3 separate regions of the Homo sapiens genome follow, and all the other regions are linked to region 3. Evidence: chromatin loops called from intact Hi-C (ENCODE). Cell type or tissue: endothelial cell of umbilical vein. All regions are shown on one strand. Links, peaks and the distances in the headings refer to the core of each region. The heading gives the core; the rest is flanking DNA.

Evidence for each region. Peaks named below come from ENCODE experiments on the same cell type or tissue, not always from the same donor. Only the 100,000 strongest peaks of a DNase experiment are listed, where the experiment ranks them.
Region 1: it touches region 3 in a loop (9-fold over the local background); 13 of 110 quality-filtered maps call a loop at or near these places.
Region 2: it touches region 3 in a loop (2.9-fold over the local background); 19 of 110 quality-filtered maps call a loop at or near these places.

Annotation. Positions count from the first base shown.
Region 1 is chr11:116,876,367-116,884,667 of GRCh38, reverse strand. SIK3 (SIK family kinase 3) reads left to right here. Exons shown (of 25, transcript NM_001366686.3): 7 at 7,626-7,744. Among named protein-coding and RNA genes, the nearest start is that of APOA1, 43 kb to the right of the region's middle. RefSeq lists a silencer at 4,564-4,613. In endothelial cell of umbilical vein, for the core only: a CTCF peak has its summit at 4,659 (motif pointing left); a DNase peak (open chromatin) is centred at 4,637.
Region 2 is chr11:116,863,143-116,871,443 of GRCh38, reverse strand. It overlaps SIK3 (SIK family kinase 3), which reads left to right. Exons shown (of 25, transcript NM_001366686.3): 14 at 1,043-1,113; 15 at 3,355-3,498; 16 at 7,626-7,776. Among named protein-coding and RNA genes, the nearest start is that of APOA1, 30 kb to the right of the region's middle. In endothelial cell of umbilical vein, for the core only: no CTCF peak of the experiment used is centred there; no DNase peak of the experiment used is centred there.
Region 3 is chr11:116,787,969-116,796,236 of GRCh38, reverse strand. It overlaps ZPR1 (ZPR1 zinc finger), which reads left to right and starts at 8,214. Exons shown (of 14, transcript NM_003904.5): 1 at 8,214-8,268. The coding sequence starts at 8,247. It overlaps APOA5 (apolipoprotein A5), which reads left to right and starts at 4,358. Exons shown (of 3, transcript NM_001371904.1): 1 at 4,358-4,425; 2 at 4,540-4,651; 3 at 5,170-6,870. The coding sequence starts at 4,377. The coding sequence ends at 6,109. RefSeq lists an enhancer at 7,912-8,191 and silencers at 8,004-8,227, 8,262-8,268. In endothelial cell of umbilical vein, for the core only: a CTCF peak has its summit at 4,821; DNase peaks (open chromatin) are centred at 4,816 and 8,056; H3K4me3 peaks cover 632 bases; H3K27ac peaks cover 593 bases.

The sequences.
Region 1 (8,301 bases), core at 93-8,092, 89 kb before region 3:
ACCCTGTCTCTAAAAAATAAAAATAAAAAAAATAGCCAGATGTCACTTTGGGAGGCCGAGATGGGCAGATCACGAGGTCAGGAGATCAAGACCATCCTGGCTAACACGGTGAAACCCCACCTCTACTAAAAATACAAAAAATTAGCTGGGCGTGGTGGCATGCACCTGTAGTCCCAGCAACTCAGGAGGCATATTATCGTTTATGAGGCAGGATAATCATTTGAACCCGGGAGGCGAGGTTGCAGTGAGCCGAGATCGCACTGCTACACTCCAGCCTGGGCGACAGAGCGAGACTCCATCAAAAAAAAAAAAAAAAAGCCAGATGTGGTGGTGTGTGCCTGTAGTCTCAGCTACTGGAGAAGCTGAGGCAGGAGGATCACTTGAGCCCAGGGGTTCGAGGCTACAGTGAGCTATGATTGCACCCAGCCTGGCCAACAGAATGAGACTCCATTTCAAAATAAAAATAAATAACTAGTCCTTTAACTTGGTATTTAGAAATGTTTATTTCTATTATAGCAGTAATATGTCAAAATTTAATGTATAGAATAAAAGCATTCCAATCCTTATAACACCATTGTTCTAGCAGTACCCAAAATAACAAAATTTCAGTGCAACAACAAAATCCCTGTATTTTGTATTATTATAGTTAACATTTATACAATCTCTGAATGTATCTATAGGTTAGCACATTTACTGTATGTTATTTATATATACAAATGTCATTTTTTTTTTTTAAGACAGAGTCTCACTCTGTCACCCAGGCTGGAATGCAGTGGCACAATCTCGGCTCACTGCAACCTCTGCCTCCCGGGTTCAAGTGATTCTCCTGCCTCAGCCTCCTGAGTAGCTGGAATTACAGGCACACGCCACCATGCCTGGCTAATTTTTGTATTTTTAGTAGAGACTGTGTTTCACCATGTTGGCCAGGCTGGTCTTGAACTCCTGGCCTCAAGTGATCTGCCTGTCTCGGGCTCCCAGAGTGCTGGGATTATAGGCGTGAGCCACCATGCCGGGCCCAAATGTCTTATTTTGAGGACCATTTGTCTATTTGTTTACATTTTTAAATAGTGACTATGTTAAATAAATAGGTTTGATCTTAGCTGGCAGTTGACATTGACAGTGTTTCTTGAGCGTATTAATAAAACATCATTTTTAGGGCTTAGTCCACAAGCAGAGTGAAGATTCCTAACTCTGGCTGGCTTCTTAGCAAAAGAAGGTATCTTGGCAGAAAACACCCCTGGTTTCTTATTGATTTACTTTTTAATTATTTCTGCAGGGATCATAGCACTGCAAGATAGTCACACTGTTCTGTCCATGTTATAACAAGATCAGGACATTATAACAGACTTTATTTTCTTTTCATGAGGAAAAACAGCATGTTTTGTGTGCAGTTTGTCTTTTAGGAAAAGGCAGGCAGCATTAAAGAGGTGCTCTGAGACAAACATTTTTTAAATCCAGAACATCTAAAATACAGGGATAGACTCTTATCAAAGCCATGTGGCTCCATCCTGAGATTGCTGTTGCAGGCCATCCATTGGTCTTGTTCTGTTTGCTATAATAGCATCACTTCTCCCCCAGGGCTGGTACCCGAGCTGGACAAAGTGAGTGGATAACAGCATCAAGCAGTGTATTGCATAGCATCCTTGTTCTGAAAACTTTAAGACTTTAATGTCATTTAACTTTTAAAAGGTTTTTGTCAAGTAATTCATTTTCCATAGAAACATGTTTCAGAGATTTAATCGCCAATTTATTTTTGTTTCCTTTTTAGATTTTGAAATTTAGAAAAAATAGAACCCTCTTTGAAGTGAGAATTGTGCCAGAAGCAATTCATTACTAAGAAGTAAACATTTTTAAGAAGTTTGTTTAAATTATTGAAAATATAGAACTCTTGGGCTGGGTGCTTTAGAATTACCTTTGAACACACCTACCATTGACTGGACCAAGTACATAAGAAACTAGATCATCCCCTTCTTCTGAGCACCTGTAAGCAGCATGCACTTTCTTGCCTGCAAGAAAGCCTTTCTGTGCCTTCTGGTACACAGATGTCTTCTGTTTCCACCAGCTCAAAGCAGCTTTATGTGGTCAGAAAGAATCCATGACTCAGTTTCTTCTATGCCATTGCTCACCACAGAGCTGGAAAGGATTGTTTTGCCATGTTCTGTTCTTTGGTGTCACATGCAGGGTTTCAGGGACAAATGGCTTTCCCTCCTTCATAGGATCAGCCTGAAGAGTCTGATGATCTGGTTCCTTAAATTTTTACCTATCTCCTCTTATCTTTGATCCTTGATTCGGGAAGCCTTCTGTTTCAAGCCTTCCATCATAGTCTTCATCACCTTGCAACAACTAGAGTATATAAATAAGTTTGCTCTACCACAGTGTATTTAATCCTCACCAGCAAAATTATGAATAAGACAACGCTCCCCATTTAGTGTTCTCATGTCCCTGCCTCATTAATCCATCCAACTTGCCGTCTCCCCTTAAAGCTAGTTCTTGGTCTTTGCACCATCTATTTGCCTGGCCCATTTTGTACTAACCTAGCTTGTGGGTGATTCTGTCATGATGGAACCTGTGAAGATGACATGGCATCTGATCTGCCAGAGGAGAGAATTGTTTTGGTTTGTTTTCATAACCCAGAATACCAATAATGTGTTTATTTTAGGTACCATGTAGGTTAAGAGCTCCCTGGAGTAAGACTGACCAGAATTTGTATTCTGCTTTGGCCTCTTATTATCTGATCAAGTTTCTCAACTTCTCTGATTTTAAATTCTCTTTGTCTATAAAATTGAGATAATAGTATTGGGTTGGTTTGTGAAGTAGATGCTTAAATTAACTTAAAGGGTTTAGCACTTTGCCTATCATGTAAATGGTCAATAAATGTTAGTAATGATTAAATAATATTGTTGAATGAATTGCTCTATTAGTCTTTCATTCTCTTCTTCCCTATTTTTTTTACTCTTTTCTATGTATCTTTCTCTCATTTTTGCTCTCTTGGTATGCCAAAGGGACATTACTATTTTCAGTCAAATCCACACGGCTTATGGAGAAGACTTATCTCCCAAGAATTGTTTTGGTTTGTTGTAACCACTTAGAGAAATTTGTTTTATTATCAAGGACAAAAAAAAAGAAAAAAAATGTTGCTTTCACAGATACGGACTCACACTGGCTATGTCAACTTAATTCTCATTTTAGGACCCTGCCCATACAGCAGCTCTCTCCCCACAAAGTCATCCAAATGCCTGGCAGCGCAGCAGGGCAAGGCCTGTGCTGAACATCCTCTAGTTAACGTTCTGTTGGCAGATCAGGTTTCCTGGGCCCACAGTGACTCTCACTGCGGAGACCGCTTGGCGTCTTGCATGGAGCAGATGAAAGCAGCTCTGAAGGGAAGCTGCTTCTCTGGCACACACAAGCAGAGGAGCATATTCTTGCATTGCCCAAAGTGGTTCAGTTTCATTTAGCATCAGAGGCCCTGCCTTTTGGGTGGGAGCAAATAATGGGGCCCTTTTATTTTTTATTTATTTATTTATTTTATTTATTTATTTTTTTAGAGACGGAGTCTCGCTCTGTCGCCCAGGCTGGAGTGCAGTGGTGCGATCTCGGCTCACTGCAAGCTCCGCCTCCCAGGTTCACGCCATTCTCCTACCTCAGCCTCCCGGGTAGCTGGGATTACAGGTGTGTACCACCACACCCAGCTAATTTTTGTATTTTTAGTAGAAACAGGGTTTTACCATGTTGGCCAGGCTGGTCTCGAACTCCTAGCCTCAAGCAATCTGCCCACCTCAGCTTCCCAAAGTGCTGGGATTACAGACGTGAGCCACCATGCCTGGCCAACAGGGACCTTTTAGACAATAAAATAGAGTAGTTCTTGGTATCTGGAAAAGTTGATGTTTTGTTTAATGTGAGGGCTCCATCTTTCCATGCTTGTAAATTGAATGTCCTGTGGGTGATTGTGTTCTTAGGTTTGAGAGCATCTATTCCCCTCGTTTTCACCCTGTTTCCATGTTTTATGTAGAATGGTGTCTTCAAATCTCATCTGAATTTAATTTCATGAACTACATGACACTTAGGAAATATGAATTGATGATGATACTCTAGCTTTCTGCATTTTGTCATATTTTCCATCTGCACCACATATGAAAAATGTTAAATTTCTGTTCCTTGGCACGTTCGATATTATGTAGGATAGTCAAGATTAAAAAGCTCTTGCCCTTGACACTGTAACCAAGAATTGTTTTGGTTCTTAATCTGGGGCCTGTAGACACCAGGGTCTGGGGGATCTATGCAGGCTTCATAGGACATCGTTGAGTAGTCTAAAGTTACATGCAAGGTCTTGTGTATAAATTCTTGTGCAGATTTTTTTTTTTTTTTGGAGAATTTTCAAGGCATCTGAGGCCAAATAATGGTTAAGGATGACTGAATAGAGGTTTCAAGATCCTGAAATTGAACTAGATATATCTTCTAATTAGGAATTATTATGGTACTGTTTTTGGTTTGGTTGTGTGTGTGGTGGTGTTGTTGTTATTGTTGTTTGCTTTTAAGGAAATTGCCTTGGAAAAAATCTGTTTTAAAGCAAGCCTGTAACTGAACACCATTCAGCTTTGGTCATCTTATGCACTAAATTGTGTGTGGAGACCAAAGGAAAACAGGAGAGTGCCATCTAGAGGCCTTAACAACAGTTTGGTCCTAGCCTTCTCCCTACACAGGAGTCTTTAACAACTTCCTAAATTAAGAACACTTTTGTCCTCTTAAGTAACTGCAAACGATAAACATATGTGTCAATGACATTTATAATCTATACAGGTGCTGCTACAGTTGTGGCTCTAGCCTTACTACTCTGGAAATGTAATTTTAATAAAGCGTACTGTTGTAGATGGCATTTACTTTATTCTATAGGAATGTAGAAGTCTTTGAGATGTACACTGCATTTGAATATAGTTTTAATTGTAAAGCAACAACAAATTGATGCCTGATGTAAGAAATCATTTTGATATAGGAACTTTGTTGTATTATCTTTTGAAGTTAGAGTAAATTAAAATAAGAGTAATTTATCTTAGTTACTTGTAGTATTCTTTTCACAACAGTAATATAGAATGGTGTTTGCCAAATGGTATAGAAATTGAAGAGTTGAATTCACCCTAGAAAAGTAGATCAATTTATATCCATGTGGAGATGTATAATAGGGTAGTCAAGAGCACAGCTTAGAAGTCCCAACTTTACCATTTCTTTGCCATGTTGAATATGTTAACTTTCAAAATCTTGTTTCTTCTTCATTTATAAGTGGAGCTAATTATAGTCTCTAAGTTAAGGTTGTTGTGAAGGTTAAATGTAATAAAGTTGGTAAGCACAGTGCTTGGTATATCAAAAGTAGTTTTTTGTAATAATGTCTTACTGTTGTTGTTATTTTCACTGGCCAGTTTTGTTTTCAGGACGGTTGTGATTAAATAGAAGCAGAAAATTTAAAAACCTATAGAAAATTTTATTTTAAAAAAATTTTCACAATTACAATCTCATTTGATTAAATACTCAACAAATATTTATTTACATATTCAGTAGATATTTATGCAGCTCCTAAGTGTCTAGATATAATAACCATTTTAGGTACTGGAGAGTTGATACTGGGTACAACAGAAAGAAAGACATGGGCCTTGCATTGCAGTGGAGGAGTCAGACAATAAGTAAATACATAAACAAGATGGTTTCCCAAAGAAATCATTTGCGTGAAGACAATGAATGTGATGTAATAGAGAGTGACTGGAGGCCCATCTTAGAGTAGATGGTTAAAGAAGAGCTTTCTGAGGAAGTGACGTTTAAACTCTTACCTGAATGACAAGGAGCCAATCATATGAAGATCTGAGGAATGGCCATTTCCACTAAAGGAAAAAACAAACAAAAAAACACATGTAAAGGCCATTGGATGAGAGTGTGTTAAACATGTGCAAAAACTAGAAATGTGCATAGTGGCAGGAAACCAGGTCAGAGAGGGAAGTAGGGGGCCAAGCGCGGTGGCTCACGCCTGTAATCCCAGCACTTTGGGAGGCTGAGGCAGGCGGATCACTTGAGGTCAGTTGTTCGAGACCAGCCTGGCCAACATGGTGAAACCTCGCCTCTATTAAAGATGCAAAAATTAGCTGGGCGTGGTGGCACAGGCCTGTAATCCCAGCTGCTGGAGAAGCTGAGGCAGGAGAATCACGTGAACCCAGGAGGCGGAGGTTGCAGTGAGCCGAGATCGCACACTGCACTCCACAGCCTGGGTGACAGAGCGAGACTCTATGTAAAAAAAAAAAAAAAAGGGAGAGAGAGAAGTAGGAGCCTTGGAGGCCCAGGACTTTAGATTTCATTCTGAGGGTTATGGGAAGAGATTGGAGAGTTACAGGCAAAGTGGTGATATGCCCAAATTTATGCTTTGGAAAAATTCCTTTTGCCTCTCTATAGAAAACAGATTGTAATGGAGAAAGAATGGAAGCAGAAAGACCGGGTAGGAGACTTTTGCAGCGTGTAAGTCAGAAATGGTGGCTTGGATAAAGATGTTGAATTAATGGTTCAGTGCTGAATTAGTGTTGGGGGATTTGGATCCCCCAACAACTCTGCACCACAGGGGCAGGGTAGCATTGTGGTTAAGAGAACCAGGTGAAGAGTCAGGCTATCTGGTTTGACTTAATAGCCATGTGACCTTGACAAGTTTCTTTACCTCCCTGTGCCTGGTTTTTGCTATTCCTAAAATGGGAACAATGATAGTACATTCCTCCTAGGATTGCTGTGTAGATTAAATGAGGAAATAATAATTGTAAAATGCTCAGAAGATGCATCAATAGTGCTGTTTTGGTATCATCATCACTGCCTTCATCACAACTATTACTCTCATCACCCTCAGTAGCCACATTTTATAGATGAGAAAACTTAGAGGGTGGTTTTGAAATCAGAATATACGTTTCTTGATTTTGAATCCATTGTTCTTTCTGCAATGTAATCTGTAATACGAGCTCCCAGAGAAAAATTTCTATAGATCTGAATATCTGTAGCTCACAGCCCAGTTTTAAATACCTATGACTATTTAAATAACATTGAGAAGAAAATGATAAATAAGGCTAGCTGAATCCCAGGGCATAGGAGAGAAGTAGCCTGTGGCTCTCTCCCCACACACCTTGTGCCATCAGAAATTCAAGTTCCCTGAGTTTTGAAGAAGGGTATTGCACACCTAAGCCAAAAGCATTAGTATGCGCGTGGTGGTACATTTAGGAGGATAGAACTGAATATTTTGAGAACCTTGTAAGATACTGAATCTCTTTAGAGGCCATTCTACTCTTCATTACTTGTGTTAAATAGGGCCATATACATAATATAAATAAATGAAATCCATGGATTATCCCCAGACCTTTTCTGGTCAGCCTTTTGGTGAAGGCAACAACCAGACTACCACACTTGAGTTTCTTTTTCTCCACCTCTCTCTGCCTTTGCTTAGCCCCTTCTGGTGGCATAAGCAACAGAATAGGTAAGGATCAAAGAGCAAGAGAGACAAAATTAGAAGCAGGGAGTTGGATAGCCTCCCTGCTGGCTTTGCCCCTGGTTCCTCTACTCCCCTGGTGCCTCCCCTCACCAGAGACTGAAGGCAGGCTGTTTGTCCATTGCAGAATGTGAGCATTTGATCCGCCATATGTTGGTGTTAGATCCCAATAAGCGCCTCTCCATGGAGCAGATCTGCAAGCACAAGTGGATGAAGCTAGGGGACGCCGATCCCAACTTTGACAGGGTGAGCTGGGAACCGCTGCTGCAGGGGACTCCTCTGAAAGCTGCTGCAGCCTCCTTTGCATGTGATTGTAATCAGGCCATAACCTGAAAGGCGGACACTGGGAACAAACTATTATGTAACACTAAAGCAGCACGTGAAGCAAGCAAGAAGGAATGTAAAACCAGTTAAACTGCTGGAGAATAGTGATCATGGTTCCCTACCATGTGTCCCCAAATTATCGTCTGTTTTTGGCTTTTGAGATAGCACAGCCTGCAGTTCTGCAGCTTACCTACCATGGGGATGTCGCCTTCCTCTTGTCTTAGTGTGCTCAATTCAGTGGCTTCTGTAGCATGCTTTTATTTAAACCACTATGGCCATGCCAGGTATGCCAGGGAGCTCAGGAAACAGTGAGTTGTTGTCTGTTTACAGCTGATCACTCAGGGCTCTCTTCCTTAGACTTTGTCTGAGGCCAAAAATATCCCAAGCCAGAGGGCATGGAACAGGTTGGTCATTATATATGCTGTGCCACATTTGATGTGGTTAATTGGGGGGTTGACAGCTTCCTCCTTTTTATGTTA
Region 2 (8,301 bases), core at 98-8,097, 75 kb before region 3:
TCACTGGCCACAGCGTTCCTCTCCTGCCTCATCTACAGCCACTTCCTGCCTCACCCTGTTCACTCCACCCTTGTAGAACTGTGGGAAGGGATCCAGGAACCCTGGGAGCTTTCCGACAAAATTATTCCAGGAGTGTTTTGTTTTGTTTTGTTTTGTAATTAGCCATTTTGTAAAATACTCTTTTATAATAATTGAAGTGTGATTTTTGTTCTAGTGACTGGGGCATGGTGATGATGTGGGCACCCAGGCTATGGGTAGCTAGCAAGGATGCAGATGGGAAAGTCACAGTGATACAAGCATTGTGGTGGTTCTCATTTCACTCACATGTTTTGGCGAGTAACAACTATTTTAAAGCAGTGAATTGATACTACACAATTGTATCTTATGTACCAAAATGTAATTTCAGTAATTCACTATGCTTTCCTGGAGTTAAGACATTTAAACTCCGGAAATCACATTAATATGAAACAACAGGTCAAGTCCTAGACATTTCAGGTAAACAATCTTCTACTGTATTTTCGGGTCCTCAAACACCTACAGGCCTTCTCTTTTCTTCTGCCTGGAAACCTGTAACTCCTGTCCCTCTTTGCCTGACCAGCTCCTGTGCATCCTTCAGGTTCCTGCTAGGTGCTACCTCCTCCAGGATGCCTTCCTTAATTCCCAAACACCCCCATTAGAAGACTTGATCATGCTATTTTGTAATTGTTTACTTGTCTCTATCCTCTACTAGACTGTAAAATGAGGGCAAGGTCTATGTCTGTAAATTCACATTTTATCCTGTAACAGTAAGCATTTGGCTATTTGTTAGATTAATAAATGAATGAATGAAGATAAATAAGAGGAAGAAATTCTAATTAGTATTACCTAAGCAAGGTAAAAATGGAAAAATAGGTATATGAAAATCCTGTATAACCCAGGAGTCTAGAAAAGTTCTGTAAATAAGAAAGTTAACAGAAAGTCCTGCCCCAAGCCCAGTTACTAGAGTAAGAGGCATGACAGAATAAGCTGCCACCTTGAGCTTTTCCTTCCTGTCTCTCTTCAGGCAGTGCCAGCAGTTACCCCTGTGGACGAGGAGAGCTCAGACGGGGAGCCAGACCAGGAAGCTGTGCAGAGGTAATGTGACATCTGGCAGTGCTTGCAGAAGCCCCTGGGCAGGCTCCCCTGCAACCAGCGAAAGGTCACCTCTGCCCAAGGAGGTGGTAGAGTGCAGCTTCAACATTTGTGTGGTCTCTTTGCTCAAGCCAGATGGCATGTTCCACCCCACATGGAAGTAACAGAAGACTACCCAGAAAATGTCATTTCTGTAAGCACCATTGGAAGTCCCCTAAGTGACAGCAATAACCATAAGAACTTTTTCTTTCCTCCCTCCTTCTTCCTTGTCCCCTGCCTTCATATTGCAACTCTGATAGTATTCACAAGGCACAAAGCCTGCTCGTACCTGCCAAGAACTGTTTACTGAAAAGGAATTGGAGATGTGGGATGACAGTGATCCTAGCTAGTCTGGCCATGGACCTCTGGCATGGACTTTTCCTTTCCAGGAGAATGAATACCTCTTGTACTGTTTGCTGTGTGCTTCTTCCACCCCCTTGTACCAACAAAGAGATATTGAAAAAGAGAATATGGGATTCGGGCCAGGGACAGATGCAAATATCCATTGTTTACAGAACCTTGTTGAGAGATGCCTAACTCACAGAGAACGGCAGTGACCATCAGGCATGCTGTACTGTTCATTTGGCCTCAGTTCCGTTAGCCCTGGTCCTTAGCTCCATGCATGCCCCCTTGTGGGAGTTGATTTTCTTATTATCCGGGGAGGGGGTTTCACCAGAATCCAGCATGTATTTTCCCAGAAATACAGGTGTTCTTCAAGATTATATGTTTTTTCCTTTGAGGGAAGTTGAAATAAAATGGTTTTCATGGGCTTTTGGGGAACTTTGGGTGTCTTTATCCAATGGTTATTAAAACATTAATGGCTTACTCTTTGGCAAGTTCACATAACACTGATTACTCTACAGTCTGTTAACTGATTTTAGCTGAAAGGGGCAAGATAGTTAAGAATGAAATGAGACCATTTTTTAAGAACCTGCCAGTTGCTGGCTAGGACTCTCATCCTATCCCCAGTAGCTCTGTGTGAGAGCTGCTATTCAGAAAGCAGCTGGTCCTATGTGGAAAGAAAACCATGGCAAACAGGGGTGTTGGCAGGTGGGCCAGCTCCTTCTACAGCTTGGCCAATAGAAGGAAAATTCTGGTAACTTTTTTTTTTCCTTGATGCTGTTGTTTCTATAGTTTGCTGATAAGAGGGTATATAAGGTTACAAATGGGCCCTACTGGGTCATGAAGAAATGAGAAATCAGGAAATTTACTGCCTTTCTACCTTAAAAGAGACAGCAATATTTTATCTTCTTTGTCTTAGACTTTCCTTCCTCCAGGTCTACCTTCTTTCTTCTTTAGACCAACATTTCAAGGGTATAATGCCCATCAGTTTTGATGTAATAAAAAAGGTGTAGTGCCTCTTTTATTCATGCCTCCAGAAGAGCAGCAGCGGTGGAGGAAGTCATCCACCAGACAAAGAGGGACAATATCTTATTGATGGTATTAACTAAGTGCTGGGTCTGAAAGATCTTCCGAATAAAAGCCATCAGTTTGGGAACTCTTCGTCTTGTGAGACTCTTCTGTTTTTATTTTTTGCCTTGCTTTTTCCCTCCCTAACTAAACATTTCATGTGGTTTTATTTCTTCATCCTCCACAGAATGTTGGTTCCCCAAGGACAACATCAGTTTTTCTTCTCTGATGATTGAGTTATAGTCACCAAGCGAGAGGGAAAGGGTGGTTTTGGAATTCATTTATCCTCAAATGGAAGGATCAGTTTTCTGTGACCTGTAGTGAAGAAAGTCTCAAACCTGGGGCCTGTGAGATCGAGAGACATGCACAGAGTCCTTCTGAATATCTCCCCAGGTTCATCTCTAGGAATAGTCCTTAGGGCTCATTTCCTCTGACTTGTATTTTGGAAATTTGGAGGGAAAAGATGAATAAATTAACATGGAGAAAATAAATTCTTCTACCGAGTAGAATGAAGCAAGGAAAAGTGATCTCATCTTTGTGAGCTAGATCTACTTTCTCTCTTCTCTTCAATGGCTATTCTTAGGTTCAAAATTCAGCCACTTCATTGTCAAGCCAACTTCTGTTGGCCAGTTAGACGTGTCTCACTTCCATCCAGGCAGGGATCTGTTTGCCATCAAGCCTTCGTGAGCTCTGGCACTATTTCATTGAGTGCTTTGGATTAACTTCTAATGCTTCTTGTGGAGGAATATTCCTGTCTGTCTTTTTTACTATGAAATGTGCTCCTGCTTGTTGCAGGTACTTGGCAAATAGGTCCAAAAGACATACACTGGCCATGACCAACCCTACAGCTGAGATCCCACCGGACCTACAACGGCAGCTAGGACAGCAGCCTTTCCGTTCCCGGGTCTGGCCTCCTCACCTGGTACCTGATCAGCATCGGTGAGTAGCCACATGAGCTGTGCGAGCTCCTTGAGGCTCATCGGACAGGCACCCTTCTGATTAGTCTCACAGCGACGGTGACTAGCATCGTGGCTTTAAATAGAAGCCAGCTGTCATCCTGAACTCACATCTTCTCAGCTCCTTGCAGTAAGCAATGCACAGGGCAAAGGTTTTTTACTGCGCCCTGGAGCAATGCGAGATTCCTCTCTCCCATTACCTTGCAGACCTGTTTATTGTCTGCATTTGATTCCCATGATTCTAGATGTTGATTCATAGATAAAATTGAACTTGAGACCTGCAAGAAAGTGAAACTCTCAGAAGGCCACCTGGAAACAGGAAGATTTTTAGCCATATCGATAGACTTGACCTTTAATAATCCATCACCTTCAAAAGAATGAGCATTTCATATCGTGTTACCATTGAACCGCCAGCCTGGAAATGAAGACAAAGCCCCTTCTGAATAGTAGAGCAGAGATCCTCTTGAGCGATGTATTTAAGAGGTCATTCTTTCAATATTCTGATGGCAAAAATCTTTTGCTAGGTTCGGTTATGGTTATAATCCATTCTCTTGAAGAAATAAAAGCAAGTTTAACCTTCCTGACCAAGAAAACTTCATTGACTCCAAGTAAGCCTGGAAGCAGCTGCGGAATGACACTTTGCTAGTTGAAGAAGATGATTATCTTCTGTGACTATCTTGATGACTAAAAATCTCAGTCTTGGCCACTCCGAAGCTATCCCCAAGCTCATGGCCCACACGTTCAAAGCCACCACCAGTTACTAGAGCGTATTTTATTTCTGTCTTTTGGGGAGGACACTGAAAAGCAGCCTTGGGAAGGTTGAAAAGCAATCAGATTCCAAGGAAACTAGGTTTATATATGTGGTGTTATGAAATCTTGCAGCCAGCTTGCACTGGCAAGCTTGACACATTTTTTTTACTGAGGCTGGTTACCCATTTGGCATCAACATAATCAGCAGAGGCAAGTGAACTCTGAGCAGAGTGGGACATAATTAGTGCCACGTTGGAACCCTAAAAGAAGGAAGATAAGCTTTCATAAATGACTATGAGTAACTTGGTAAAAATGGTCTGTCAGGAGTAGCAAGAATGACAATTCTCAAATAAAACTCTGATGGCACAGAAAGACAGGCTTTTTCTAATGAAAGTCTCTCAGGACTTACAGTGTTCGTACACACTAAAGAGCACTTTGAGGCCAGGCACGGTGGTTCACGCCTGCAATCCCAGCACTTTGGGAGGCCGAGGCGGGTGGATCACAAGGTCAGGAGTTCGAGACCAGCCTGGCCAATATGGTGAAACCCCATCTCTACTAAAAATACAAAAATTAGCCGGGTGTGGCGGTGGGCGTCTGTAGTCCCAGCTACTCGGGAAGCTAAGGCAGGAGAATTGCTTGAACCCGGGAGGCAGACGTTGCAGTGAGCCGAGATCATGCCACTGCACTCCAGCCTGGGCAACAGAGTGAGACTCCGTCTCAATAAATAAATAAATAAAGAGCACTTTGAGTGATTACTGGAGACCTGCCTTCTCCTCCCCTATACGTTTCCTGTGATTTCTCATAACTTCAAGCTCTACACTGGTATCTAATACACCCTTTATTCCTTCTTTTCTCCTTGTCTCCTTCTTCCCTTCCTCCACAGCCTGACACTTAATGTTTCAGCCCTTGTCTGAGTCTGTTGTTTAGCTGAAGTCCTTTAGGTATCCTTGTTGAATGCTAGGTGTTCCTCAGGAGGTCTTCTTATGAGGGGAACATGAAGATCGTCACATTTCCAGAGTCAGGCTTTATCACAGACCCTATATTCTGTTGACATTTGTTACTCAAGGAGGTCCACACTGGACCACAGCTCTGTCTGTGTGATATCCACCCTGCCTAGAGTCATTGTCAAGGCCTTGCCTGCTGGAAATCTATCTGCTGTCTGTTTTCATGTGAACCTTTTTGGTGTTTTGAGGGTTGCCTGTGGCCAAGCCTATTTGAATTGGAAGAAAATGATGTTTTATGAGTGGCAAATTGCATAAGATGGGGCATTTGTGCAAACCCAGCATGTCTTGATGGGATCACTATACAAATATGCAGCAAAAGAGATTAAAGCCAGTCTTCAGGGGAAATGAGAAACTTTCCAAGGCTATAAAACATGGAATACGGGTGGCCTGCATGGGTTCTTGAATTCCTTTCATTTTCTGGAGGAAATGATTAAAGAACAGTATATATAGCTATCCTTCTGGGGTAGAAGAGATGAAGTTCAACATGGAAACAGAAGAGTGGTCTAATCAACCTTTTCATTTCTGGAAATGTGTAATTTAAGGTTAAAAATGTTTTAAAAAGTGTAACTAAAAAATTTTTTTAAACTAACACAAGATAGATTTTATCCAGGTGGGAAACCAAGTCCCTCCTTGAAGAGTATAGTGTGGGAGTATCAGCCTAATGCGAGGCCATCCTGAATTTGAGTGTGATTGCAAATAAAAATAAAATCAAGCACAATTGATACTTATCAGTGCTTCTCAAATGAGCAACTGCATCAGAACCGTTCCTCTGAGGTTACTGTGCTGGACTGACCTGGGTATCAGTCTCTTCACAACCTGAGCTTCTGAAAAAGTCATGAAATACCTGGACCTGGGATTTTCTGTGATGGGAGAGAATTATTTTTGTGCAGAAAGACTGTATTGCTACTTGAAGAACATGGCTTTCTGAGGGGATCAGAAACATGTCCATTTCAGAAAACATTGAAAGCATAGGAATCAAATTTTAGGAGAAAATAGTACTTACTTGCTTCTACTTCAACCTGAAGTAGAAACAGAAATGACAAGTTATAAGGAAATGCTTCTCAACACAGCCTTCATGATCCCTGTTCCTGGATTGTGGCCCGCCAAATTCATTTGTTTTTTGTGTTGCTGAACCAAATACATGTTCGTGCTCATTTCATTAGCTCACTGCTGGGTCAAGCCTCAGGTAGAGTCTGAAACAAAAGCCATCATTAGCAAAGACAGGGTAAAAGGCTTTCACCTGCTGCCAGAACTCTCTGGATACCTCTGCACGGTCATTAGATTCCTCCTGGTCCCGCGCTGTCTGCATTGTATTTGAACTCGCTTGTTAACCTGCTTCCTGAGCTGTGGTTCTGCTTCAGTCCCAAATGAATCACTGGCAAGGTAGCACATCATTTCATCCAAAGTTCAGTGTAATGGCATCTCTGCCCTGGACATGAAACCCTGATCCTTTCCATCTGCTACTGGAATGCTGCTGCCTTGGCAGTCTTTTATCTGCTTACCTCAGCCCATAAACATCTCTTTCTGATCATCAGGTCACAAGAGTAGGTGTTAGCTTCTAACCCCGATGCTGTCTTAGGCATTCCTTATCAATAGCTTGTTCTTTCTTTCTGTAAGATTCTGGCTGTGTTCCAGTTGAGCAGTGGGGTCTTTGAAGGTAATCCATATGATTCCTCTTTCATTAGGAGGTTGGGTGAGTGCTGCTGCTCTGAGAAGTTGATTTTCACAGTAGGTGACCTTATTTGTTGACCAGGTACGTGCAGGATCTCAAGGCCCACATTCCTTAAGAATTTGTTGTCTCCATCCCAGGATCAGAAGTCTTCATTTTCCCCCACCCCAATCGCCACCTTCTATTTTCTGTCACAGAACCTATGAGTTCTAGGCCAGACCTTTGACCACAAAACTGACTGTTGTTTCCCTCTGGCCATACGGAGATCATTGCTCAGGGAAAACTTTGGCTCAAATGGTGAATTTAAGGTTTCTAAAGGCACTAGATAGACATATGATTATAAAAGCAAGAGCTTCTGTACAGTCTGGCCTGGAGGATATTGAGAAGCTTTTCTCTCTGGCCTAGTGTATTTATAAGAACTGGATGTACTTGATCTCGGGACCTCACCAGGCTTGGAAAGTAAGCCAACCGAAGGTAAGTAGAAATGGAAGATGTACACCTGGAGCCCTCTAAAGGGAAGCAGGCTAGGGAAACGACTGATGTCTGGAAATGGCATGAAAGTGGCATAATATGCAGGGCTACCTGGGCAGCCAGCCGTCTTTATGTTCATCTGGAACAGCAGTCCCTGTGTGATTTGGTCAAAGCCCCTGAGTCCTAGCCTCTAACCTTCTCTTCCCATATATTCAGCTCTACCTACAAGGACTCCAACACTCTGCACCTCCCTACGGAGCGTTTCTCCCCTGTGCGCCGGTTCTCAGATGGGGCTGCGAGCATCCAGGCCTTCAAAGCTCACCTGGAAAAAATGGGCAACAACAGCAGCATCAAACAGCTGCAGCAGGTAATGGAAGAGGTGGCAGGCATCCCTGGAGGAGCATGGGTGACAGAGGCCAGGATTGCAGGAGGACTGGGGTGGTAAACGTACCCCTTTTATGTCAGCAACATTGCAGTTTTATAGGTTAAAAAAGTATAGCTTTCTGGGCCGGGCGCAGTGGATCCCGCCTATAATCCCAGCACTTTGGGAGGCCAACGTGGGAGGATTGCTTGAGCCCTGAAGTTCTAGACCAGCCTAGGCAACGTGGCAAACCCTTTCTCCCCCAAAAGATTAAAAATTAGCATAGTCCCAGCTACTCCTGAGGCTGAGATGGGAGGATCACTTGAACCTGGGAGGTAGAGGTTGTAGTAAGCTAAGATCACACCCCTGCACTCCATCCTGGCAACAGAACGAGACTCTGTCTTAAAAGAAAAAGAAAGTATAGCTTTCTAATGCACTTTCTTTACTTTGTGTTATGTACAGCCCTCCCCAGGATCAAACTTCCTTCCCCTGTGAAGGGACTAAATTTTTCTCCTGTCTCTAGTTCATTGG
Region 3 (8,268 bases), core at 269-8,268:
CCATCTCAAAAAAAAAAAGAAAGAAAGGAGAGTACATTCTACACTCTCCTCTCCTCCACCCTGCCCCCTTTCCAGTGGCTGGATGTGGACATGGTGGTAAGCTATCTTAGATCATGTGGACAAGGGAAACACATAGGGATATTAGAACCTCCAGACAGAAGGAACTTAGGACCCTGGACAGCTTTGTGGAGCAGTGCTCCCATACCAGCGTGAAGTTTTGTATGGGAGAAAACATACATTTCCAGCTTTTGTAAGCCACTGTTATTTTGGGTCTCTCTCAGAGCAGCCAAATATATAATTTAACTAATATATTTTCTTTCTGTGATTCTTCTTTATTTTGATTATACTTCTACTTCTCTGCCCCTCTTTTAGGTGGGAGGTGCTGCTCCAAGCACTAACTCAGAATATAGACCCTCTCCCTCTTGTAATAGTGCCAGCTTGGAGTTCTTTGCTTCCACTGTAGGGGAAGGAAGGAAAAAATATGGAGAACTCACATCCACTCTTCATTGTCCTCAAACAGAAGTAACCCATTTTGTTCTGCTCACAGCCCATTGGCCAGAACTAACTGTATGGCCCCAATCTAATTGCAAAGGAGTCTGGGAAGTACAGCACAGCACATGGATCTTTGGAAAGCGTTAATTTTCTCTGCCAAAGGCTTCTTTTGTTGTTGTTGTTGTTTGAAATGGAGTCCCGCTCCGTCACCCGGGCTGGAGTGCAGTGGCCCTATCTCAGCTCACTGCAACCTCCACCTCCCAGGTTCAAGCACTCCTCCAGCCTTGGCCTCCCAAGTAGCTAGGATTACAGGCGTGTGCCATCATACCTGGCTATTTTTTTTGTATTTTTAGTAGAGACAGGGTTTTACCGTGTTGGCCAGGCTGGTCTCAAACTCTTGGCTTCAAGTGATCCGCCTGCTTCGGTCTCCCAAAGTGTTGGGATTACAGGCGTGAGCCACTGTACCCGGCCAATACTGGTGTTTTCTGACCTCAGCGTTTTTCTTTTCTCCTGCCATGTACTCTCCCTAGAGATTTCATCTACTCCCAAGTCTTCCACTGCTCCTATCTGCTGATGACTCCCAAAACTCAGTCTCCAGCCGAGACTTCTCTCCTGGGCTTGAGACATATGTATCCAACTGCCAGAACATCTCCAGTGGACAGCCTTTGGGCACAAGGCCACACTAGCTTGTGGGTACAAGTAATCACCCAAAGTCAATTTCAGTGGCTCTCCACTCCCACATTTTTTCAACCCCTGGAAATGTTCCCTTCCCAAATACTCTGAGTCTCTCTTCTCTTTTCATGACTGTGGTTTTGTGACTGGATGGTAGCTCCTGTTGCTTTTTTTCCTTTCAAATGAATTTTCTCTTAGGAGGCTTCTTAGCCATTAAGCAAATAGACCTCAACTGGGCTTGCCCTATGCCTATCTGAAACCCAGCTTAGGTTCGAGTTAGGACTCCTGTTAATCTGAGCTCTCACTTCCTGTCCCAACCTGCTTATTTTTTTTGGTGAAAGAAAATATCATCCCCCTAGTTGCTCAGAAACCTGGGAATCATTGGGATTTTTTCCTCTCCTTCACCTTCCTCATCCAATCAGTCACCAAGTGCTATCAACTCTGCTGCCTTAGTAGCCCTCAATATATACTTACCTATCAACCATCACTGCTATGCCATACTTCAGGCCTTCATTTCTCACTTGGATTATTAAAATATCCCTAAATAGTTCCTCTGCCTTCTCTCTGGCCACCCTCCTGAGTGATCTCTCCATCATGTACCTTTCAGTGACTGCTTGCACAAGCCCCTTTGTGACTTGGTCATAGTCTGCTCTCTTGAACCACCAGAGCCAAGCACCTGGGTTCTGATTCTGGTTGCAACTCTTACTGCGTGATGATGGACAGGCCACTTGATCTCCTCAAACCTCAGTTCCTAAATCAAATGAATGATTGAATTCAGTCACTTAACTTTGTATGTAGTAGGTAGGCACTGTGCAAAACATACTAGTGGATATAGAGATGAATAAGAAAAAGCCCCTGCACTCAAAGAGCTCTCGGATTCATCAACAAATTATTGTGCAGTTAGATAGTAAGTGCTATAATCCAGGAATATACAGTGTTGTGTGAATAATGTGGAATCAGTTTATCTCCAGAGCAGAAAAAGGTGAAGGCCGAAGAAGGCATTCAGAGTGATACTGGAGCTGTGTAGCAGGGGCTACTACTGTTCCCTCAAATCCTTTCTTCTCTTCTTCCTGAGTAATAGAGTCCTTTTTCAGCTAGGCATACAGCCATCCAAAATAAAAACTATATTTCCCAGCCTCCTTTTCAGCTAAGTGTAGCCATGTGACTAAGTTGTGGCCAATGGGATGTCAGTACAAGTGGTAATGGCAATATCTGGGATGTGTCTTTAAAAGGAAGGAACATGTCCTTCTCCTTTTCCTCCTTCCTGTTCCCTGGGAGGTGAACTTGGTAGCTGGAGGTGAAGCAGCTGGAACTTGGATATGAGCGTCTTGTTGATGATAATAGTGCAACAAGATAAAAGCAGCCCGAGCTGGCCTACATTTACATGAGAAGGAAATAAGACTCCATTTTGTTTAAGCTATTCTCTTGCATATATATATACACATATATATCAGCTAAGTGTAGCCATGTGACTAACTTGTGGCCAATGGGATGTCAGTATGAGTGGTAAGAGCAGTATCTTGTATATATATATGTGTATATATACACACACACATATATATACATATATGTATGCAAGAATATAAAATATACATGTGTGTGTGTATATATATACACACATATATATGTCCCTTGCAGCCAAGTCTAATTCTAACTAATACAAACTAACTCTAAAAAATGAATATATATTCACCAGGGGATAGGCTATTTCAAGCAGAGGGAAGCCTGTATAAAGGCTCAGGGAATGCCGTGGTTTTATGTGGCAGCAGATGAGACTGGAAATGAGTCAGGATGAGCCACAGTGGAGGATGAATTAAATGGGCAGGAGTGTGGTAGAAAGACCTGTTGGAGGCTATGAATGCAATCAAGGTGACAGACAACTGGTGCAATGATGGTAGTGGAAATGGAGGAGAGGGGATTGATTCAAGATGCATTTAGGACCAAGAATCGGGAGCTTGTGAACGTGTGTATGAGTACTGTAGACGGAGTGGGTGTGTCATCAGAGAAGATCTGAGCATTTGGGCTTGCTCTCCTCAGAGGCCCTGCGAGTGGAGTTCAGCTTTTCCTCATGGGGCAAATCTCACTTTCGCTCCAGTTCCTGGGGCTCAGAGTCCCTGGCCCAGATGCCTCTTGCCATCTCATCTTCACCCTGCCTGGCTTCCCTTGCTTGTTCCAGGATTGTTTCATAAAGAGGGATGTGGTTGGTCTTTAACCCTATGAATGCTGGCTGAGGATGCCTGCGGAACCTGTAGTGAAGCTTTCAGGGGCTGCTCGGGTTCTGGCTGGTAGGTGAACACTGTCCATCTTGCCGGCTGGGACACAGTGACTCTGGGTAGTTGTGTAAGAGAGGGGCCCTTGGCAGACAAACAGGTTCTTCTCTGTTGGTGGGCCAGCCAGCAGGTCAGTGGGAAGGTTAAAGGTCATGGGGTTTGGGAGAAACTGGGTGAGGAGTTCAGCCCCATCCCCCGTAAAGCTCCTGGGAAGCACTTCTCTACTGGGGCAGCCCCTGATACCAGGGCACTCATTAACCCTCTGGGTGCCAGGGAAAGGGCAGGAGGTGAGTGCTGGGAGGCAGCTGAGGTCAACTTCTTTTGAACTTCCACGTGGTATTTACTCAGAGCAATTGGTGCCAGAGGCTCAGGGCCCTGGAGTATAAAGCAGAATGTCTGCTCTCTGTGCCCAGACGTGAGCAGGTGAGCAGCTGGGGCAGAGGGATGGGGGTCACAGTCCTAAGGGAGGGCATTGCAGGTGGCCTCAGGGGAGAGCCTGGGGTGGCCCCTAAGACGTCCTCTTGGAACATTTTGGCAGAGTTGCCTCTTCGCCCTCATTATGGCTCAGTTTTTCCACCATGAAATGGGAGGGAGGGAGACAGGTGGGCAGGGGAGAGGTGGTAGAAGTGGCCTAGAGAACTGTTCCTGGGGTCTGGGACCTTTGCGAAGGGGTTAGAGCACCACGCTCCCTGCTATGTGACTGAGGTAGCAAGAGCACGCCCTCTTCCCATGTCTGAGGAAGACACCCTAGCCTCCTTGACTCACCTAGGTCAGTCCTCTTGAGCCCCAACAGCTCTGTGCTCCCCAGCCCAAGGAAGGGGTAACAGGATTTCGGGCAGTTGCCCCTGCAGAGGCCCCCTGGGCAAGTCCCCTGCGCCATGTCCCTTCGTCTCCTTCTTCCCCTAACCAGGCCTCCCTCCACCTGTCTTCTCAGAGCAGGTAATGGCAAGCATGGCTGCCGTGCTCACCTGGGCTCTGGCTCTTCTTTCAGGTGGGTCTCCGACCCTGACTTCAACGTGGGGGTGTGGGTGGAGGCTGGCCAGAGGGCCCTGTCCACCCTGGGGGAGGAGAGCCCAGGCCCTGATTACCTAGTCCCTCTCCACAGCGTTTTCGGCCACCCAGGCACGGAAAGGCTTCTGGGACTACTTCAGCCAGACCAGCGGGGACAAAGGCAGGGTGGAGCAGATCCATCAGCAGAAGATGGCTCGCGAGCCCGCGTGAGTGCCCAGGGGAAGGGGTGTAGGCGAAGGGAGGAGACAGCTGGGCCATGCCATGATGACCTGCCTCTGCTGCCTCAACCTCTGTGGCCGCTGCTGGGACAGAGGAAAGGAGCGGTGCTAGCTCTGTCTGCAGATCCCGGCCATCCTGGGCTCTTTAGCGCCCTCTGCCTGCAGCCCCCGCCTTGACAACTCCGTAGCTGTTGCCCCCTTGCTCACTGAGGCGCGGGACCTGGGATCAATCGGGAGGACGCCCGCTGCAGTCCCCAGAATCAAAGGATGATGTGGCGCATCTATGTTTCTTTGGAGAGTGTTGTAGGTCTGGATTTGTATGGGCAATGTGTTTGTGCTTCGTGCGTGAGTTGTTACTGGCCAGGGCTAGGACAAGAGCCCTCGACCCTGGGGCCAACGCCCTGCGTCCTTGGTTCCCCCAGAGGATCAGTGCGCGATGACTTGGGGACAAAGGAGATGATGGAGGCTAGCAGTCTGACGGCCTGGATATCTGTCCCCTTCTCCAGGACCCTGAAAGACAGCCTTGAGCAAGACCTCAACAATATGAACAAGTTCCTGGAAAAGCTGAGGCCTCTGAGTGGGAGCGAGGCTCCTCGGCTCCCACAGGACCCGGTGGGCATGCGGCGGCAGCTGCAGGAGGAGTTGGAGGAGGTGAAGGCTCGCCTCCAGCCCTACATGGCAGAGGCGCACGAGCTGGTGGGCTGGAATTTGGAGGGCTTGCGGCAGCAACTGAAGCCCTACACGATGGATCTGATGGAGCAGGTGGCCCTGCGCGTGCAGGAGCTGCAGGAGCAGTTGCGCGTGGTGGGGGAAGACACCAAGGCCCAGTTGCTGGGGGGCGTGGACGAGGCTTGGGCTTTGCTGCAGGGACTGCAGAGCCGCGTGGTGCACCACACCGGCCGCTTCAAAGAGCTCTTCCACCCATACGCCGAGAGCCTGGTGAGCGGCATCGGGCGCCACGTGCAGGAGCTGCACCGCAGTGTGGCTCCGCACGCCCCCGCCAGCCCCGCGCGCCTCAGTCGCTGCGTGCAGGTGCTCTCCCGGAAGCTCACGCTCAAGGCCAAGGCCCTGCACGCACGCATCCAGCAGAACCTGGACCAGCTGCGCGAAGAGCTCAGCAGAGCCTTTGCAGGCACTGGGACTGAGGAAGGGGCCGGCCCGGACCCCCAGATGCTCTCCGAGGAGGTGCGCCAGCGACTTCAGGCTTTCCGCCAGGACACCTACCTGCAGATAGCTGCCTTCACTCGCGCCATCGACCAGGAGACTGAGGAGGTCCAGCAGCAGCTGGCGCCACCTCCACCAGGCCACAGTGCCTTCGCCCCAGAGTTTCAACAAACAGACAGTGGCAAGGTTCTGAGCAAGCTGCAGGCCCGTCTGGATGACCTGTGGGAAGACATCACTCACAGCCTTCATGACCAGGGCCACAGCCATCTGGGGGACCCCTGAGGATCTACCTGCCCAGGCCCATTCCCAGCTCCTTGTCTGGGGAGCCTTGGCTCTGAGCCTCTAGCATGGTTCAGTCCTTGAAAGTGGCCTGTTGGGTGGAGGGTGGAAGGTCCTGTGCAGGACAGGGAGGCCACCAAAGGGGCTGCTGTCTCCTGCACATCCAGCCTCCTGCGACTCCCCAATCTGGATGCATTACATTCACCAGGCTTTGCAAACCCAGCCTCCCAGTGCTCATTTGGGAATGCTCATGAGTTACTCCATTCAAGGGTGAGGGAGTAGGGAGGGAGAGGCACCATGCATGTGGGTGATTATCTGCAAGCCTGTTTGCCGTGATGCTGGAAGCCTGTGCCACTACATCCTGGAGTTTGGCTCTAGTCACTTCTGGCTGCCTGGTGGCCACTGCTACAGCTGGTCCACAGAGAGGAGCACTTGTCTCCCCAGGGCTGCCATGGCAGCTATCAGGGGAATAGAAGGGAGAAAGAGAATATCATGGGGAGAACATGTGATGGTGTGTGAATATCCCTGCTGGCTCTGATGCTGGTGGGTACGAAAGGTGTGGGCTGTGATAGGAGAGGGCAGAGCCCATGTTTCCTGACATAGCTCTACACCTAAATAAGGGACTGAACCCTCCCAACTGTGGGAGCTCCTTAAACCCTCTGGGGAGCATACTGTGTGCTCTCCCCATCTCCAGCCCCTCCCTCTGGGTTCCCAAGTTGAAGCCTAGACTTCTGGCTCAAATGAAATAGATGTTTATGATAGAAGTTTGCCTGGCGTGACTCTCATTTGGACCATGTCTGAAAGCAGTGGCCTCACCACTATCCCCAAAGCACACCCATCACCCACTCCATTCCCTTGCTGCTCTTTCTCATCCACCCACTCCCAGTCCAGGTCTGTCAAAGGGGGTCTGGCTGGGCTCTGCTTCAGGGATCCTGGCTAGACAACGGCTGTCTGTCACACCTGGCAGGAGGGCCTGGGTTACGGGCCCTTCCTCTGCACCTGCACTGTTCACTAGCCTGCTCCCCCACAGGACACTGTGCATGGAATGCAGGCTGTGTCTGGAAGAGCTGTGGCCCTGGTGGACCTAAGATTCCTGAGGTGGGCTGCCTCCTTTGTTCCTGCTGTTCTAGAGTTTGAATGGCCTCTTTTTATGCCGGACTCTCTTCTGGGGACTCCCCTCACTCAGGGGCACCAATGCTCCCTATAGATCCCCTGGGAACTGAAACTGGGGTGTGGTGGAGGACGTGGAAAGGGTAAACACAGCTCCTTGTCTTTGGACTTCCCTGTCCGGCCCCCTTTCCTCCCAGCTCAGCCTACTGTCCCCGGGTTCTCAGCACCTGCCTGCTCCCCAACCCCATAGCACAGACCCCACACATATGTAGGCTCATCATGCCTGCAGGCTGGTCTTCCCTGACACCGTGGATTTTGACAATGTTGGCAACAGAACTGGGTTGTGGACCCAGCACCTGGAGAGAGGAAGTGCTAGAAAGGTAGAAATAATAAAAGGTGTTTTTGTTGTTGTTAGGAAACTGGAAAAGCATAGGTCAAGGGCTATGATGGGGATGAGGAGGTAGGAGTGAAAATGAGGGCTGTGTACTTGAGGCTGGGATTGGGGAAGGTAGTGATGAGGACAGAATAGGGAGTGGGAAGAACAGAAAGGGACAGAGGGATTCAGGGATTGTGAGAGAGGGGAAGAGGCTGAGCCACCCGGAGGGGCGACCTAGCACGCAAGCAGTATGTGGCCCAACACTGGAACCAAGCAGCCCGGCTCCGGGCGCACCTTCTCAGGGATTCCTCAGGGACAAGTCCAGCCCCTTGTCGTCAAGGCTCTTGTAGACCGACGTAGGGACCAATAGAACCCCGTGCGGTGGAGCTATTGTGAAGGAGCAAAAAAGTGCCCTGGTTCTAAGAGGACGTCTTAGGGGAAGTGACGGCTGAGTTGAGGTGGATCCGGCTGGCGATGTAAGGTTCGAGCCATATAAACCCGGGAACCGGGAGCCCTTGACGACATTGTTCCCCGAGTGCCCGGAGTCTGCGGCTTTTTTTGGGGTGGTGGCAGCTGGCGGAAGTGACGGGAGAGGGGTGGGGCCGCGAGAGCGGCGGAAGTAGGAAGCCGAGGTCTGAATTGCGCGTGGTGGCCATGGCGGCCAGCGGGGCTGTGG